3 separate regions of the Homo sapiens genome follow, and all the other regions are linked to region 1. Evidence: chromatin contacts called from ENCODE Hi-C or POLR2A ChIA-PET data. All regions are on one chromosome and are shown on one strand. The core of a region is the stretch at or near the end of the contact, and the rest is flanking DNA. Distances in the headings are between cores, read along the strand shown.

Region 1 (3,298 bases), core at 407-2,906:
CTCCCACCTCGGCTTCCAAAAGTGCTGGGATTGCAGGCATAAGCCACCATGCCCAGCTTTATCATGCAATTTACCAAGTAATATGGCTTACTAAATACCCCGTTTCATTTAATTCTCACAAAAGCCGTCTGACCTAGGTCCTATCAGTATCCCTATTTTACAGATGAGGGAATTGAGGCCCAGCATGGGCAATATTCCCAAGATCCCAACTAGTAATATGACAAAGATATGATGTGAACCCCATCTGACTCCAGAGCCTGTGCTTCTAACCACTAGAGTCAACTGCATCCTTACCCTCTCAGACACTCCTCCACTCCTCAGCCTCTAACTTCTGATATCCAGTTCCCTGATGCCTACAATTCTTTCCCAGGCCAATGGCCTCTTCTGCTCTCTCTCCTCTCCCCTCTTCCAGTATCTCAATGGGGTCTAGCATTCTTTTTTTTTTTTTTTTTTTTTTTTTGAGACAGAGTCTTGCTCTGTCACCCAGGCTGGAGTGCAGTGTCGCGATCTCGGTTCACTGCAAGCTCTGCCTCCCAGGTTCCTGCCATTCTCCTGCATCAGCCCCCCTGAGTAGCTGGGACCACAGGCGCCCGCCACGACATCCAGCTAATTTTTTGTATTTTTAGTAGAGACGGGGTTTCACCGCGTTAGCCAGGATGGTCTCAATCTCCTGAACTCGTGATCCACCCGCCTCGGCCTCCCAAAGTGCTGGGATTACAGGTATGAGCCACCGCGGCCGGCTGGGTCCCGCACTCTTGATTCCCTTGCATTCAATGCCTTACCACTCTACAACTGTCTTCTAACAGAGCTCTATTCCTTAATCACCAGTGTAATCTATCCACCTTCTGCATCCCTGTCACTGAGTAGCTGGGTGATTCTGGGAAAAACAAATGCTCAGAGTTGTCTTCCCAAAACCCAGCTGAGCTCCCAACACACCTTCCAATCCCTCTCAGTTTCTTCAGCAATCATCATACCCTAATACCATGAAATTCACTATGCACAACTCTTTCCCCTAACTGCAGCCCAAGAAAAGCTGAAAAACTCAAAATCCTGTTATAGCTTCCCACTAACCTCATCTATATCCACATCTTTCCAGACCTCTTTCCTGTCAGGTTCAGAGGATTTTTCCTCTGCTTGCTCTTTATTCTATCCCTAGGGAGACCCTCTGCACCTCTGCTCATCAATTACCTACTTTTCTTTTCTTCGAGACGGAGTCTTGCTCTGTCGCCGAGGCTGGGGTGCAGTGGCACGATCTTGGCTCACTGCAACCTCTACCTCCCGGGTTCAAGCAATTCTCCTGCCTCAGCCTCCCGAGTAGCTGAGATTACAGGCACCCGCCACCGCGCCTGGCTAATTTTTGTATTTTTAGTAGAGACGGGGTTTCACCATGTTGGCCAGGCTGGTCTCGAACTCCTGACTTGGTGATTCACCCACCTTGGCCTCCCAAAGTGCTGGGATTACGGGCGTGAGCCACTGTGTCCAGCCAATTCCACACTTTTCTCTTGTACACTCAACTGCTACTGGGCTCCTTAATTAAAACACGCTCAAGTCACTGTCATTCAAAAACACCTGCACTGACTTACAGCTCCCTCTAGGTGGCATCTGATGTCCTTCCTTCTCTTCAACTGACAAACAGATTGTCCTTGCTGTCTCCACTCACTCACTTCCCATGAAGCCTCACCCACTGCCATCTGGCTTCCATCCCTACTATTTCTGTAACAGCTCCTGCTAAGGTCACCAATGACGTCCTAACTGTCAAATCCAATGGATACTTTTCAGTCCTCATCTAACTGAAATGCTCTTAGGCAACTGACACTGCTCAGCATCACCCCAATTCTGGACACGTGTTCCTGAAGGCCTTGGTTCCAAGACCCGGCACCCTCCCACAGGTTCTGACCACACTTCATCTTAGTATTCCCCACATTTCCAAATTCCTCCCTCTCCTCTTCTCACTCCACATTGTCCCTGGGTGATGTCACTCATTCTTGAGCTTTTGACCTTTTGTGGATAGGCTCCGAAATCTACATCTTTAATCCAGACCTGTTCTCCATGTTTCTTCAGATTGCTTCTCACCTAGGAACCTCTAAGCTATCCCTGACTGCTCTTACCTTTCTAGTTTCATTTCTCTCCCTGGAATGTCTCACTCATACTTTTTAAATCAAATCTAACAGATCATCAATTAAAGAGGCACCACTAAGGGAGCAGAAGGAATCAGGAATCTACACATGTGTATATATGTACTTAAATATGTATCTTGGAACTGAAGAAATAAGGTATAAATAAATACCTGGGGAAATCTCCATCTGAATGTTCTCAGGAACTTCAAACTTTATATATCCTAAACTAGATTTCTTTATCTTCGATCCTAAACCTGTTCTTGTTCATGTGGTCTTCCAGTTGGTGGCACTAACACCCACCTAGTCACCCATGCCAAAATCTGCACATCATTTTTGACTTTTCTTTGAGCATCCCAGGACCACAAAGTTCTGCTGATTTTATCTGCTAACTTCTTATCAAATCTGTTCCCCTCTTCCTACCTCTACTTTCAGTGCTCTCATCATTTTTATTGATTTATGTATTTTTTTGGAGACAGAGTCTCACCCTGTTGCCAGGCTGGAGTGCACTGGTGGGATCTCGGCTCACTGCAACCTCCGCCTCCCGGGTTCCAGCGATTCTCCTGCCTCAGCCTCCTGTGTAGCTGGGATTACAGGTGTGCACCACCACGCCCGGCTAATTTTCATATTTTAAGTAGAGATGGGGTTTCCCCATGTTGGTCAGGCTGGTCTCAAACTCCTGACCTCAGGTGATCCACCTGCCTGGGCCTCCCAAAGTGCTGGGATTACAGGCGTGAGCCCCCGCGCCTGGCCTGCTCTCATCATTTTTATCTGGACTTCTTCAGTGGTCCCCAAACCTGGTCTCCCATCCTATCCTTTCAGGTCCATCTTTCTCACAGCTGCAAGAGTGAATCATCTAACACAGAAATTTGACAAAGTCTGCATCTGTAGTGTGGGAAGCCAAAAAAAAAAAAGAAGAAAAACACATCTGACAAAGTCACTCTGTGCTTAAGACCCTTATATGATTCTTCCTAAGGTGTGCGATGCCCTCCATGATATGGCTCTCCACTATTTATCCAGCCTCATCTCTTAACATTCCCAATTCCACAATTTACTCCAGCAAACCTTGAACTTTCCATGGTCCCATGTACACAAGCTAGTTACATCGCCACACTTCTGGCTAAAGGAATGCTCTCCCTCACCTGTCTCATCACATGCTACTTCTTTCAGGAATCCTTTCCTCT
Region 2 (3,298 bases), core at 580-3,079, 410 kb before region 1:
TAGAGACTGGGTCTCGCTTTGTCGCCCAGGCTAGAGTGCAGTGACGTGATCTTTGCTTACTGCAGCCTCAAACTCCTGGGCTCAAGGGATCCTCCCACCTCAACCTCCTGAGTAGCTGGGACTACAGATGCATACCACCACCCCCAGCTAATTTTTTAATTTTTCGTAGAGACAGGGTTTCTTAATAATAATGATATGACAATATTGATTCGTTAATTGTAATAAATGTACTACAGTAATGTGATATGTTAATAACAAGGAAATGGGTTCAGGATACATGGGGGACTCTTGGTATTCGCTTCTCAGTTTTTCTGTACATCTTTTTTTTTTCTTTCTTTCTCTTTTGAGGCAAAGTTTCACTCTTGTCCCCCAGGCTGGATTGCAATGACACAGTCTCCACTGACTGCAACCTCCACCTCCTGGATTTATGCGATTCTCCTGCCTCAGCCTCCCAAGTAGCTGGGATTACAGGTGTGTGCCACCACATCTGGCTACTTTTTGTATTTTTAGTAAAGACGGGGTTTCACCATGTTCGCCAGGCTGGTTTCAAACTCCTGACCTCCAGTGATCCACCCACCTCAGGCTCCCAAAGTGCTGAGATTACAGGCAGGAGCCACTCGCTCGGCCTAGTTTTTCTGTACATCTAAAATCATTCTAAAAAATAACGTTCATTAAAGCACAAAAAATGGGTGGCCGGTCGCGGCGACTCACGTCTGTAATCCCAGCACTTTGGGAGGCGGAGGTGGGTGGATCACGAGGTCAGAAGTTCGAGACCAACTTGGCCAACATGGTGAAATCCCATCTCTACTGAAAATACAAAAAATTAGCCGGGCTTGGTGGCGCATGCCTGCAATCCCAGCTGCTCGGGAGGCTGAGGTGGAAGGATTGCTTGAGCCCAGGAGGTCGAGGCTGCAGTGAGCTGTGATTATGCTACTGCCTCCCAGCCTCAGTGACAGAATAAGACCCTGTCTCAAAAAGCAAAAACAAAAAACAAAAAAACACCCCCCAAAAACCCATGAAAGATCAAAAAGCAACTGGAGAGAGGGAATAATAGCTAGCGGCTCAAAGTGTACCTTCTGTGAGGGTGGGAGTGGAGATGCTTCCCCCACCGCCCCAGCAGCAGGGTTATCTTCAGACAGCAGGACGTGCAAATGGGTGCAGACAGATCTCTTTGTGGGCCCAGGCAGGAAGCTGAGGGTTCGCATCTGATGGTATCAATTTTTCCTCTGAGACAGGAGAGGTGGGCTACGTGCAATGAAACTGCGGGTTGTACATGATGAAGACCTGAAGGTCCTCCAAGAGAAGTGCAGGAAGAACCTGACCAGCGCAAAAGAGCAGCTTCCTCTCCCAGCACAGATGACAAGACATAAAACTTCAGCTTTTGCAGGGGCAGCCCCAGGTGGACAGCACCAAGCAGCAGGGCCTTAGCCCAACAAGAGGCCTGAACTGAGCGCTTCATGGGGTTCAACTTTTTTCTTTTTTTTTTGAGACGATGGAGTCTTGCTCTGTCGCCCAGGCTGGAGTGCAGTGACGTGATCTGGGCTCACTGCAACCTCCACCTCCCAGGTTCAAGCGATTCTCCTGGCTCAGCCTCCCAAGTGGCTGGGATTACAGGCGCCCGCCACCACGCCCGGCTAATTTTTGTATTTTGGTAGCGACGGGATTTCGCCATGTTGGCCAGGCTGGTCTCGAACTCCTGACCTCAAGAGATCCGCCCGCCCAGGCCTCCCAAAGTGCTGGGATTACAGGTGTGAGCCACCGCGCCCGGCCTGGAGTTCCACTTTCTGACCAGAAGAGGGCGCCGGGGTTCCACTTTTGTTCTTCACGCCCCACGTTTCTCTTTCCAAAGTTGCTAAGGTTTGGAGTCTAGGAATAAAAAGTTCCCTTCTGAGTCCGCCACAATGATGGCGGGAGGCGGTGGGAGGGTGGGCGATGGTTTTGTTCCTTTGCTCGTTCACCCCGGTGGGGAGCCGGGGAGCCAGGGAGCAGAGTGTGGGAACTGGGTGGAGATGTCTGCGGAACGGTCACCCGGACACGGGAACACGGCTCTGAACGTCGGGAGAGAAGCTGCAGCTGAAAGGAGACATTTGACCTTTAAGGGATTGTCGGAAGAAGAGGAGCCGATCAAAAGGGACAGAAAAGGAGTGAGTGGGGAGAGATGCCAAAGAGAGGAGCCCAGTTCCCGCCGGGCACGCGGTTCAGCCTGTAGTCCCGGCGCTTTGCCAAGCGAGGCGGGCGGAGTTCGAGACCTGCCTGGCCCACAAAATGAGACCCACCCCACCCCCATCTCTACAAAAATAAAATACAAAAATAAATTAGCCCGGCGTGGTGACGGGCGCCTGCAGTCCCAGCTGCTCGGGGGAGGCTGAGGCAGGAGAACGGCGTGAACCCGGGAGGCGGCGCTTGCAGTGAGCCGAGATCGCGCCGCTGCACTCCAGCCTGGAGACCGAGCGAGACTCCGCCTCAAAAAAAAAAAATTAAATAAATAAAGTAATTGAGAACGGAAGCTTTGCAGTCAGGGGAAACTTACTGAGACTCAGTTTTCTCATCTGAAAACGGGGCGACGGATAACAAGGACCGTGAAGAATCCCCCAACGCGGGCGCCCCAGCTCAGAGCCCGACCCTGGGAGGCTGGAGCCGAGGGAAGCGCCAGGAGCGGGGTCCGCAGCCTCGGCCCCTCCCGCGACCCCCACTTGCGGCGGGATTCAGGCGGCGGCGACCCCCGAGTCCCTCCCCTGGGGCGCCTCCCGACGCGTCCCGGCCCCGGTCTTAGCTCATAAATCTCCTTCACACAGAGGCCCATAAATCAGGGGCGGTGGAGGGACCCCCCAGCTCCCCGCCCCCGCCCCACTCCTGGAGAGGCGGGGGGGGGGCGCAGGAAGCCCCTGGGATGGGGACCGCGGCTTGTTAATTACAGGTCGCGGGGCCTGATTTATGGGGGGGGCGGGCCGCATGCTGCGCGGGGGCTGGGCATGTCTGGGGGAGCCCGGACGGGTTCCAGGAGGCCTGAGGGGCTCCCAAGTTCTCAGGGCCTTGTTGAAATGACAGTCTGGAGCGTGATCAACCGTAACATGTTCCTATGTAAATAAAATATAAACGTAATAATACGCATGGCTAAGGCAATGGAGAGACTGTGTGCCCAGCTGTGCTAAACGCTGTATCAACTCTCCAAATAGTTACTGAATGCCTATTGGGTGCCAGGAATCTTGTGTGTATATATATTCTCTCCCGAACCTCCCCAGGCAGCTCTGAAAGTTAGTCCTTACGGTTCCCATTTTGCAGATGGAGAAATGAAAAG
Region 3 (3,298 bases), core at 518-3,017, 320 kb before region 1:
CAAAGTAAATCAGACCACTGAGGTTATTAAAGAATGGCATTTGGACCACTTCACTCATGCTATTTGTCTTTTGCCTTTAAAGAGGGTGATTACCCTAAGGAGTTTCAACTGCACTATGACATGCAACAGAAAGCCACCTATTGGTTGGAGGGTCATCTACCTATTAGTATGCATTAAACAAGTCAGCCAAAATAAAGAAGCATGCAGGCTTTTCCCTTAAAAATGATGTAACAGGTAAAAGTTACATTCACTTGTACTTTTTTAAAAAAACCACTTACAATTACTACACAGTTAACTAGTTTGAAACAAAATAAATGAAAAATCAACCCAAGAATCATAAATGTTCAAATGACTATCCATTCATAATGCTTGTTAAATTATTTAATTAGGATGGACAAATAACACCAAACTAGCTGCCTACACACATGAAGCATTTACACTGAGTACAGCTTTGAAACAGCCTAAATGATCTCAAAATGACAAATGTCACAGCATCAAGGTTTCAGTAGTTTTCAAATCTCTTCTGCGGCGGAAACGCTTGACATTGCTGTGTGACTTCAAAACCCACTTACAGCCTCAGCAACACAGTGAAGCCCTGTCTCTACAAAAAATGAACATAACGCCGGGCACGGTGGCTCACGCCTGTAATCCCAGCACTTTGGGAAGCAAAGGCGGGCGGATCACGAGGTCAGAAGATCAAGACCATCCTGGCTAACACAGTAAATCCCCATCTCTACTGAAAAAATAATACAAAAAATTAGCCTGGCGTGGTGGCACATGCCTGTAATCCCAGCTACCTGGGAAGCTGAGGCATGAGAATTGCTTGAACCCAGGAGACGGAGGTTGCAGCGAGCCAAGAACATGCCACTACACTCCAGCCTGGGTAACAGAGTGAGACTCCGTCTCAAAAAAAAAAAAAAAAGAATAAATAAAACTAAAAGTAAAAAACTATGTATGCTGGAGCCAGGCATGGTGGCTCACGCCTGTAATACCAGCACTTTGGGAGGCCAAGAGAGGTGGATCATGAGGTCAGGAGATCGAGACCATCCTGGCTAACACAGTGAAACCCTGTCTCTACTAAAAATACAAAAAAAAAAAAAAAAAATTAGCCAGGCATGGTGGCAGGCGCCTGTAGTCCCAGCTACTCGGGAGGCAGGAGAATGGCGTGAACCCAGGAGGCGGAGCTTTCAGTGAGCCAAGATTCTGCCGCTGCACTCCAGCCTGGGCGACAATCGAGACTCCGTCTCAAAAAAAAAAAAAACTACATACGCTGGGCATGGGGCCACATGTCTATAGTCCCAGCTACTTGGGGGGCTGAGGTGGGGGAGTTCTATTTCTGCAGTGAGCTTTGAACGCCACTGCACTCCAGGCGGGGCAACAAGAGCAAAACTCCGTCTCAAAAAAATGTATAAAATTTTAAAACTACTTAAAATACATGAAGATCTTTAATTCATAAGACAGAAAAAAAATATGCAAAGGCAAAAAAAAATTGCTTAGGGATGAAAGAACTGATGGGCACCCAACTGTTCTCCAAAGGACAATAACGTATTCAAACGTAGGAAACATGATAGGAACATTCACTCTAACAGCAAATCACTGCCAAAGTATCATTAACACAAACACTAGAACACAACTCGCTTGTAAGCAACCATGAGATGTGCCAGAAGTTCCAAGTAACTTTGGCATAAAAATGTCACTGTCATATACATCACATCCAACCACAGTAGGCAGGAGGAGCAGGCCGGAAAAGGCTTAGGTCAGCGCCCTGGAAGGTGGAACAGGCAGAGTCTGTAAGCAACAGGACGATCATACGCAGGCATGATTAGTGAAGAACCAAAACTGAAAGCGGAATTCACTGTGCCATGAACGTGACTTACAAAGTAGAGTTTTTAGGAAAGGAAGAGTTGGGTTTTCCTTTAGGAATCTATATTGCAAGGAAAAAGGGAGGGAGAACAATCATATGAAAGCAACATTACAAGAAAAATAAACCAACAGAGCAGGACAAAGGAAAACAATGATACAGGAGCCGGACTTTGGTCTTACTTCGTGTAAACTTCACTCTAAGCAACAATCTGTCTACTCCTCCTCCCTTCTACTCTGAGAAGGAAGTAATATCCTCTTGAAAGACATACAGATATTAGGGGAAAAAGGATTCCTTGGCTATGTTTCTTTGCCCAGTGTATCTACATTTTGGAGAGAGGGGAACAGGCAGGGAGAACATGTATTTCCTACCTATGGATTCGTATATGAAACAATCCTCTTACCACAGGGTGAAGAGACTAAAATCACTTGAGAAAAAGCAATGATCCCTCCCTTTAAAGAAATTATGTTCCAACATGCTGGGACAGACATTAACATATTCTAAAATTAAAAGACATAAATACCGTCTCTTTAAAAAACAAAAAAATCTAAATAATCCTTAAACTAAATGCAAAGTCACATCCTAGTAAACTGCCACTTTCATGACGATTCTCCTATATTCACCACGGAACCCAAGTCACAAAAGTAGTATTTTATTTTGTGAGATGAAGTTTTATCTTGCCCAAGCTGGTGTCAAACTCCTGGGCTCAAGTGATCCTTCTGCCTCACCTTGCTGAACAGCCGAGATTACAGGCAGGCACCATTGCAGTTTCAAAACCAATTTATTAAAAAATGTAGGCCGGGAACAGTGGCTCACGCCTGTAATCCCAGCATTTTGGGAGGCCGAGGCAGGCGGATCACGAGGTTAGGAGATTGAGACCATCCGGGTTAACACGGGGAAACCCCGCCTCTACTAAAAATACAAAAAAAAATTAGCCGGGCATGGTGGCGGGCACCTGTAGTCCCAGCTACCAGGAAGGCTGAGACAGGAGAATGGCGTGAACCCGGGAGGCGGAGTTTGCAGTGAGCCAAGATAGCACCACTGCACTCCAGCCTGGGTGACAAAGCAAGACTCTGTCTCACGAAAAAAGGAAAAAAAAAAAAGATGTAATACTAGGCCAGGTGCGGTGACTCGGGCCTGTAATCCCAGCACTTTGGGAGGCTGAGGCAGGTGGATCACGAGGTTAGGAGATTGAGACCATCCGGGCTAACACGGGGAAACCCTGTCTCTACTGAAAATACGAATTATTGCCAGGCGTGGTGGTGGGCACCTGTAGTCCCAGCAACTCAGAGAGGACGAGGCAGAAGAATCGCTTGAACCCGGGAGGTGGAAGCTGCAGTGAGCAGAGATTGCGCCACTATACTCCACCCTGGGCAACAGAGTGATACTCCATCTCAAAAACTCTAATTTTTGACAAATTCAACTTCTCAAACTGAT

The links. Hi-C counts contacts between places; a loop is a spot of excess contacts on that map. ChIA-PET counts read pairs that join two places held with the same protein, here RNA polymerase II (POLR2A). Pooled maps may share reads with other maps.
Region 2: a loop to region 1 is called in a pooled map, with 3 times the contacts of the local background. The contact joins two enhancer-like sites. A Hi-C loop is called at or near these places in 1 of 50 pooled maps. POLR2A ChIA-PET finds 5 or more read pairs at or near these places in 3 of 52 experiments (HEK293, HepG2 and naive thymus-derived CD8-positive, alpha-beta T cell).
Region 3: POLR2A ChIA-PET joins it to region 1 with 12 read pairs in PC-9. The contact joins two enhancer-like sites. POLR2A ChIA-PET finds 5 or more read pairs at or near these places in 2 of 52 experiments (PC-9 and activated B cell).

What each region holds. Positions count from the first base shown.
Region 1 is chr17:1,667,920-1,671,217 of GRCh38, forward strand. All of the region lies in intron 24 of PRPF8 (pre-mRNA processing factor 8), which reads right to left. Among named protein-coding and RNA genes, the nearest start is that of PRPF8, 15 kb to the right of the region's middle. Within about 2 kb of position 1,657, at least 15 of the 41 ENCODE cell types and tissues checked have a DNase peak (open chromatin) inside an H3K27ac peak, as active enhancers do.
Region 2 is chr17:1,257,487-1,260,784 of GRCh38, forward strand. No RefSeq gene overlaps it. Among named protein-coding and RNA genes, the nearest start is that of BHLHA9, 11 kb to the right of the region's middle. Within about 2 kb of position 1,830, at least 14 of the 41 ENCODE cell types and tissues checked have a DNase peak (open chromatin) inside an H3K27ac peak, as active enhancers do.
Region 3 is chr17:1,346,085-1,349,382 of GRCh38, forward strand. All of the region lies in intron 5 of YWHAE (tyrosine 3-monooxygenase/tryptophan 5-monooxygenase activation protein epsilon), which reads right to left. Among named protein-coding and RNA genes, the nearest start is that of YWHAE, 52 kb to the right of the region's middle. RefSeq lists an enhancer at 1,631-1,925. Within about 2 kb of position 1,768, at least 23 of the 41 ENCODE cell types and tissues checked have a DNase peak (open chromatin) inside an H3K27ac peak, as active enhancers do.